2 separate regions of the Homo sapiens genome follow, and region 2 is linked to region 1. A link is a contact called in ENCODE Hi-C or POLR2A ChIA-PET data. All regions are on one chromosome and are shown on one strand. Each heading gives the region's core, a stretch centred on a gene start or an enhancer-like site at or near the end of the contact. The rest is flanking DNA. Distances are from core to core; before and after follow the strand shown. Region 1 has its middle 60 kb from the start of CAPZA2. Region 2 overlaps MET (MET proto-oncogene, receptor tyrosine kinase).

Evidence for each region. Hi-C counts contacts between places; a loop is a spot of excess contacts on that map. ChIA-PET counts read pairs that join two places held with the same protein, here RNA polymerase II (POLR2A).
Region 2: a loop to region 1 is called in a map of gastrocnemius medialis, with 3 times the contacts of the local background. The contact joins two enhancer-like sites. A Hi-C loop is called at or near these places in 2 of 168 maps with a recorded cell type or tissue (Caco-2 and gastrocnemius medialis). POLR2A ChIA-PET finds 5 or more read pairs at or near these places in 3 of 52 experiments (PC-9, Panc1 and T-cell).

The regions. Positions count from the first base shown.
Region 1 is chr7:116,800,725-116,804,885 of GRCh38, forward strand. No RefSeq gene overlaps it. Among named protein-coding and RNA genes, the nearest start is that of CAPZA2, 60 kb to the right of the region's middle. Within about 2 kb of position 2,192, at least 11 of the 41 ENCODE cell types and tissues checked have a DNase peak (open chromatin) inside an H3K27ac peak, as active enhancers do; they include Panc1 and gastrocnemius medialis, where a contact is called at or near this core.
Region 2 is chr7:116,713,475-116,718,061 of GRCh38, forward strand. The region is part of intron 2 of MET (MET proto-oncogene, receptor tyrosine kinase); the gene reads left to right. Among named protein-coding and RNA genes, the nearest start is that of COMETT, 28 kb to the left of the region's middle. Within about 2 kb of position 3,262, at least 7 of the 41 ENCODE cell types and tissues checked have a DNase peak (open chromatin) inside an H3K27ac peak, as active enhancers do; they include Panc1 and gastrocnemius medialis, where a contact is called at or near this core.

The sequences.
Region 1 (4,161 bases), core at 942-3,441:
AACTTCTTACCCCATTCTTCACCTCACACCTGCTTTATATACAGTAGAAACAGCTGTGATTCTGCCTCATCCTGCATATGACAGTGAGGGTGAGAGAGGAGAAAGGTGACAAGACAGTGGCACTGGCAAGAGAACTCCCTCACTTCTTTCTCTACACTCCCCACTATCACTTTAATTACTTCTCCTGTGACAGATTCCTTTTTTCTGTTTTAGCCTTTAGACCTGGAATACACAACAGACATGGAAGAGAACATTCTGTCTAAATGACAGGCATGTTGCATGAAGGTGCAAGAATAAGAGCCATAGTCTTCAGTATTGGTGTCTAGAAATTATTATTGTTCCTCATTTTTGCTCAAATGTTAATAGATGGTTAATGATCATTCAGGTTGAAGAAAAAGTAAACTAAGTACAGTATTGTTTTAGTTATGTGCTATGTGTTTGAAGATGAGGAATACATGACTAGACACACATAGCAAGTTACACAGGCACACATGACTCACTGTTGTAGCACTTCAGACAGTTTCAAGACACAGAGAGGTATGCAGACGTTATGCCCCAAAGGAAGAAATGCTTATTGCTGTTTTTCTTTTTCATATTTGAGGGGTTCTTTCAGGACTATCTCAATTCCTTATCTATCAAAGAATTGGAAAGAACTTCAGTCATAAACCAATGAAATATTTCAGTTGGTGAATTGAAGGTAATAAAATGGATGCTTGCCCAAACTGTCCTTTGTTGTAAATTATTCCAGAGAACTAGATTACGTCAGCCAAAGATATTGATCACAATGCTGAGAGGTTTATAACTACTATTAACTTACCATGTGACCCCAGGGCAGAAATCTAGGAAAATTGCAAAAGCATATCTACTGTAATGAAAAGCCCATCATTAATAGGACTTACTATCTTGTCATCCAACTAGTACTATGTTGGCTTCAAGGCAAATATTTAACAAACATTTGAAACAGAAAGCACTTCTGTCTTCTCCCTTTTATCTTCCATTGATGTTCCCGAGCTATTCTGATGAATGTGTTTTTGTTCTTATCAATAAAACATGTAGGTTAAAATAAGTGAATATATTTATAATTATTAGCCTATATAAATTAGCATCCAAATATTGAAATAGCTCCTACTCCTTTATTATTACTATCATTATTTTAATAAGGAGTTAGCTCCTCATGTAGACCAGTTTAGAATACGGCTCAAGTCCAATTCTCCTGCGTAGTTAAACCCTACCTGGTTAAGCATTCTGAAAACTAGTTACTCTTTTTTTTTTCTTTTTTTGAGATGGAGTCTCTCTCTGTCACCCAGGCTGGAGTGCAGTGGTTCAATCTCGGCTCACTGCAACCACCACCTCCTGGGTTCAAGTGATTCTCCTGCCTCAACCTCCCAAGTAGCTGGAATTACAGGCATGCATCACCACACCCAGCTAATTTTTGTATTTTCAGTAGAGATGGGATTTCGCCATGTTGGCCAGGCTGATCTCCAGTTCCTGGCCTCAAATGATTGCCACCTCAGCCTTCCAAAGTGCTGGGATTACAGGTGTGAGCCACCACACCCGGTGGAAAACGAGGTACTCTTAGAGAAGCAATTCTGAGATGAAAATGGCCATATTTAGAATGCATAAACAGACATCTCTGATTTAAATTAACTACTAATTTAACGTTATTTTTGAAGCACTGGGCCCAAATTACAATGAGAATTAATTCTTATTCCTTTCTTGAAAAGAAGCCCTTTGTCTTTGTGCATTCAATTTTTCACTGTCACATGAGTACATTCTTTTCACCGCATGAGTCCCAGGCTGGCAGAAACATCCACTAATCCTTAGACCTCTTGGCTGGAACGACAAAAATGCATAAAATCTTACCAGGCCAAAAGAGATCAACTTTAAAAATCTTTGGCATCCAAACATGTCAGAACTGTTTTTCGCTGGTTCTGCAAACCATTTGTGTTCTTCATTTATGGTCCAGGGGATCTGTAATGTCAGTTCCTACTTTTATTGGGCAGCCTGGAATTTTTAAGCACCATATTTCCTTTACCTTTCTTGGTGGTTTATAATTTTCACCGCTGTTTTTACGAGTTTTCTTCTCTATGTCTCTAAGCCTAAGTGTGGAGATGTGGTAATAGACAGCCTGCTCTTTGCCAATCAAAGCCCTTACTTTGACGTTGGCCACTTTGTTCCTGTGACATCTGCTCTTTCCATTATAGACAAACTGGGGCTTTCCTTCTGCAGAACTGTGACTAAACAACCACCATATTCATCAGTGGCAACAATTCTTGTAAACAAGAAACGCTGAATACAAAGGCTTTGTGAAATCCTGCCCCCAAGAGGCCACATGTCTAAAGTCAGTCACGTGGTCCTCAGAAATGATTTTAGAAGTCTCAGTAAAGAAAAATTACAGAGACACTCAAATATCCTAGTGTGATACTGCTGTAAAACTTCTTCTAATTTTTTGTTAAGCTGTGAGAAAGGGCCTATGGAAACACCTGGATGAAGCAGCAAATCACTGTCCCAAAGTCACTAAAAATCATATTTCAGAAAGGAAATATCTAGCGTTAAAACAACATAGATGCATTTTTGAAAACAAATTGAATTGAGAAAAATAATAATGATAACAATAATGATCTAATCCCAGGACATGTCACAGGAATTAATGACTGACTAAAAGCTAATGGTCTAAGGTAATGCTCTCAGGAATTAGTCTTGCTTATTGAACTGCTATTGTTTTAGTAAACGAATGCTTAAACTGACAGAAAGTAAAAAATCAGGGCTGCCATTATGGAGCCTGGTTGATTCAAAGTGGGGCAGGGGGAGAAGCTAAAGCAAAAAAAAAAAAAATGCATCATTTGATCATTTGCTGTTCTTACTCAATTTTTTAAGTTCGTTTGTCGTTCACAAATTATAGATTCTTTATCATTTTTTTCTTTCATGTATCTGTATGTACTTTTACTTTTGTACTTTAAGGATGTGTTTACTTATGCATTGTTTTATTGACAGAGAAGTAATCTGATAATAAAAATGCAACTCCCTCTAGTGTAGGCATATCAAAGATCTAACATTCTGTTTGCCTAGAATCGTTTTATTTTAAATACTCTGATCTGAAGAAAATGTGGATCCTCGGCCGGGCGCAGTGGTTCACGCCTGTAATCCCAGCACTTTGGGAGGCCGAGGTGGGTGGATCACCTGAGGTCAGGAGTTTGAGACCAGCCTGGCCAACATGGTGAAACCCTGTCTCCTACTAAAAATACAAACATTGGCTGGGCGTGGTGGCGGGTGCCTGTCTGTAATCCTAGCTACTCAGGAGGCTGAGGCACGAGAATCGCTTGAACCCCGGAGGCAGAGGTTGCAGTGAGCCGAGATTGCACCGCTGCACTCCAGCTCGGGCAACAGAGTGAGACTTTGTCTCAAAACAAAAAAAACAAAACAAAAAAAAAGAAGTGGATCTTCCATGTGGGCTTTAGAATAGTGCCTCAAAATTATACTTCACTTAGAACTTATTACTCAACATCTTATTTCAAGAGTATTCTAACAGCTGACTTCTTGATTCTACCTTTCCGTATTGCCTCTTCCTTATAACCCCAAAACAGCTACCAAAATTATATATCTGATCACTTCACTTTCCTGCTTAAAAACCTATGCCCATTCCTAGATGTTCTCTGTGCAGATCCTTTGTTGTTTCATTTTGTTTATTTTTATTATAAAATATATTTTTGAGGAAAAAATTTTAAATTGGACAAAAAGATATAAAGTGAACAGGAAATATCCTCCGACCACTTTCTCTCCCCCTCCATCCTCACTCCCCATGGGTAGCTAATATTAATGCACTTTTTCAGAAATGTTCCACTCTGCATCAGTGGAACTGAACTAAACCAGACACTTTAGTACATCCTTCAATAACCTTTGTCTTATTGACCGAACTATGACTCGGCACACCCTTCCCCAGTCAAGAATATTGTTCTTCTACCTCTGTGACTTTGAACTCTCAACAGAAATATCCCCCTTTGGGGTATGAGCCATATAAACAGGGCTAGACCAAGCTCTGTGAACTACCCCCTCCCCCACTGACTTATAATTTGATATTGCTTCAAACCAGTATCCTTTACCTTTGTTTTGCTCAACTTTTATTTAAATGGAGAGGAGATTAAAATGATTTTCTCTTAATAA
Region 2 (4,587 bases), core at 2,012-4,511, 86 kb before region 1:
TCCCAGTGGCAACATTCAAAGGCACCAAGTACGTGCTTGGTACAGAGAGAAGCTTTCCTGAGCTTGGCCTTGGTGTAGATGCAGTGAGAACTGAGTAAGGGCCTCTGGCAGGGACCTTGGCTGCTGAGAAGGGGAGCCCACAGATGGAGGTTTCTGATCAACAGGTCCTATCAGAAACAAGGGGAGCAGATAAGTAAAGAGTCTCACTCCACGGTGGCAAGATGGAAAGGAGGGATAAGAGGTCATGACAGTTGGATTAATGGCAGGCTAGAATATAGTCATGGGCTTGAACGATATATTGGGACACAATTGAAGGACTCTTGTTTCATCCATCGTTCATCTCTCCTGGCCCTCTGTGAAGACATTTATCACCTGTTTCTATTGAATGTGACACTGTTAGGCACATAAACAGACCATGGCTCTTACCACCTCCAAGAAGAACTACTTCTGTTTTATTTGTTAGTGCAGGGTAATTGGTGTTGTGTCTTCTGAAAATCTCTTATACTTCTATGAGTAAGTGCATTGAAATTGTTTCTGTTAACTAAGTAGAGGAAAGCAGAAAACCTCTTTGCACTAAGCATTAAAACCTTCCTAACTTGGAACAATTTTCTTTATGAATCACTCTGTCACTCCTGGCTATGATTGAAGTGCAGTATGAAGGCTGCTAACCAAAAACACATGGACACAGTCTGTTTCAGATCTGATTCACCTTAGGAAATGATGATAAAGAAGCAAAAGTTTTAACACTTAGAATTCCAAGGTCCATATCATTGTAGAATTGATTCTTTTGAATTGTGGTGGTACCTCAAGAGAAAGGATTTATTTATTTCATTTATATTTAAATGCGTTTGTATACATATGTATATAAACCCATATACACATATACATAAAATATATTCTGCTCCAAGTATTTATCTCTCTTTTCTCTTTACTAATCCAGCTTCCATTAAGAACTGGCTCAACTTCGACCTCTGCCATGAGCCTTCTCCAGCTGTTTAAGCCCACACAGATCTTATTTTTTTCCTAGTCTTAGAGGATTTACTGCCAGTACAGTGTTTTCAGAATGTAACTATCAACTGAGTTCTTATACTTTGCATCAGTTAGCTATTGTACGTGTCAATCTTTTGTCTCCCTATGTAGAGGCTAGACCCAAGGTAGAAGCATTTGCCAGGATTGACAAACGATAGCCTGTTTTTATATTCTCAACAAGTGAAAACTTATTTTGTTTATATTTTTTTCCCTTTTTATACAGTTAAACACTCACATGCACGCACACACACACACACACACACACACACACACAGGCCACAGGGACCCTATGGCCCTCAAAGACTAGCATATATTCTATCTAGCCCTTTCCCAAAAAACATGTGCCAACCCCTGCATTAGAGAATAGTGTAAAATAATAGTGGACAGATAACAGGTCCACAAATTTTGGAGAGCCATGGATGACCTTACTTATGAACTTAAGTAATTCTCTTCAATAGGTGTGAGTGTTTCCATTTTACAGATGATGAAATTGAGGCTCATTGATCTAAACAATTGGATTTTGTCTTCATAGGCATTATGAGGGCTTACTAGACCAACAATAGTGATAATAATAACTGTTTAGTTGCACAAGGCAGGGATTTATGTCTTTTTTATTTGCTGCCATATCCTTCAGCACCTAGAACAGTCTGTCACATGGTATGGTATTATATTCATTTTCCAGAGCTCCCATAACAAATTACCACAAACTGGGTGGCTGAAAACAACAGAAATTTATCCTCACATGGTTCTGGAGGCCAGATGTCTGAAATCAAGGCATCAGCCAGGGCCATGCTCCCTCTGGAGGCTCTAGGGAGGACTCCTTCCTTGCCTCTTGCAATTCTGGTGTCCCAGGCATCTTAGGTTGTGGCAGCTTTACTCCCCTCTCTGCCTCCATCTTTATGTGGCAGTCCACCATGTCTCTCTGTGTCCCCTCTTCTTATAAGGACAACAGTCATTGAATTCAGGGCACTCACTAAATCCAGGATGATTTCATCTCAAGATCCTTAACTAATCACATATCAAAGAGCCTATTTCCAAATAAGGTCACGATCTGACTTTCCAGGTGGACATGAATTTTGGGAAGACATTATTCGGCCTACTGTAGGTCTTCTAAATGAAGTGACCATTTAATATGTTTCTGGCACTGGATTCATTTCATTTAAGCCTCAAAACAAATCTGTTATGTAGATATGTGTTTTCCCACTTTACAAGTGAAGAACTGAGGTTTAGAGATCTAGGAATCCTAAAGCTGCACAGCCAGGAAGGGCAGGGCCACCCCTGACCCAAGTTCTCTGCTAGGTTAGCATGGTTGTCACAGGACAAGCTGAGAAGGTATTTAGGGAGCATTACACTAAAAAGTTGTAGAAGTCGGCTTAAGGAAGAAGATTCTAAAATCAAAGGAATCAGATTGTAGGAGGCCATGTAGGCAATTTCCTTTAATTCAATAGAAGAGAGTATAAGAATCAGCCAGGCATGGTGGCTCATGCCTGTAATCCTAACACTTTGGGAGGTCGAGGTGGAAGGATTGCTAGAGCCTGTGAATTCAAGACCAGCCTGGGCAACATGGCAAAATCCCATCTCTACAAAGAAATACAAAAATTAGCCAGGTATTGTGGCACATGCCTGTAGTCCCAGCTACTCTGGATGCTGAGGAGGGAGGATCTCTTGAGCCCAGAAGGGAAGAGGTTGCAGTGAGCCAAGATTGTGCCACTGCACTGCCGCCTGGGTGACAGAGCCAGAGCCTTTCAAGCAAGCAAGCAAGAGGGAAGGAGGGAGAGAGGGAGAGAGAGAGAGAGAGAGAGAGAGAGAGAGAGAGAGAGAGAGAGAGAGAGAGAAAAGAAACGGAGAGAGAGGGAGGGAGGGAAGGAAGGAGGGAAAAAGAGAGAAAGAAAGAGAAATATGAAAGAAAGAAAGAGTAAGGAAGGAAAGAAAGAAGGAAAGAAAGAAAAAGAAAAGAAAGAAAGAGAAAGAAAGAAAGAAAGAAAGAAAGAAAGAAAGAAAGAAAGAAAGAAAGAAAGAAAGAAAGAAAGAAAGAAGATATGAACAATAAAGGAAAGACTCAAAGATGGTTCAGATCTCAAACTTACGGAGAGGGTAGCTATTGATGCATTGAGAAATAGGAAGCTGGAAGAGGAAATCAGTTTGGAGAGAAAAGTGATGGCTTTGAACATCATCAATGGCGTATTCAAACATAGCTTGAAGGCATTTGCAGAGACAGGGCTGGTCCTCGGAAGAGATGGCAACGGGGTGTGTAGAGTTAGGTCATCACCACGAGGCTGTGAGGGCAGAGCCACAGTAGCTTCCATCACCTTGTGAATCACCAGTGCTCAGCCCGTGGCTGGCTGGCCGGATGCCTGCTTATGCTGTGCTCCCGGCTGTCTGGCTGCACACACAACCGCAGAGCATGCCCTCTCTGGCTAGGGCAGAAAGAAATTGAAGCCTCTTAAATTTTGCCCCCCCCAGCTTTGCTCCCTTGCTAGGACTTCCAGGCCATGACTATTGAAGCCATAGGGCAGGATTACTTCCTCAAGAGGCGTTAGTGGAAACAGATGTGTTGAGGAAGCCTCTTTCTTTTCAACTGTGCCCTGAGCACATCAGATGGAGTCCTCTTCATAGCACAAAACAACTTGGTCAGATTCTTAGGGTTTGACCACAGCACCCTAACAGCCTGGCCGTGCATTAAGGACCCCAAAGAGAAGGATCTGCTTTGCCAGAGAGCTGACTCTTCTGTATTTTACAGACAATTCTGAATTCAATGTCAACATCTTAGACATCTCAGTACAGACAGTAAAGAGTTAAAATATGTCTATAAGAAACAGCGCCAGACCCTGAAATTGAAAGCTCTGTGCCTCCCTGCGTGCAGTCAGTTCCACACTGTCCTCTCTCCCAGTTCTATTTAATAAAAAAAACACATGAGTGAAATTTAGGGAAATAAGAATTCCTGAAATTAAAGCAATTAAGTTTTCAGTCAACTGTATGAAAAGCTCTAGACAAAGAGGTACTTTCTATTTCAAAATATGTATTTCCCAGAAAACCATTACCATATCTAGCTAGAATTTCTACAAAGAATGATTATGAATAAAGTATATATTCAAATGCTTCTGGTAATTTAGTCATGGTCAAAGAGGAGAGAAAGGTGATACAAGTGAACTGGCAAAGATTTTACAAGATAGTACATTTTTAAAAATTTTATTTGCAAGACTGATTTAAATTATCTATAGATGAGCTAAATCTGTCCTATAGATCAATTAAATGAATCACTATTTTAAATATATCACATTCTTAATTACACTGAATTAAATATAATTACATATTCACTGCATACATCATAATGTTAATTAGGGGAAACATTTTGAATCAAATATATTGAGATATATAGCACTTCAATTTTCTTTTTATAAAAAAAGCTATATGACTAAGTCAGGTAAAAAGAATCTGGCAAGTACTCATAGAAAGCTAAAGGAAGACTAGATTAATTGATGTATCACATCAAGGCTTACAAATTGTAGAGGAATTCCTATTCTTTAACTCTATGACAGTATATAAGACTTTGGGCTA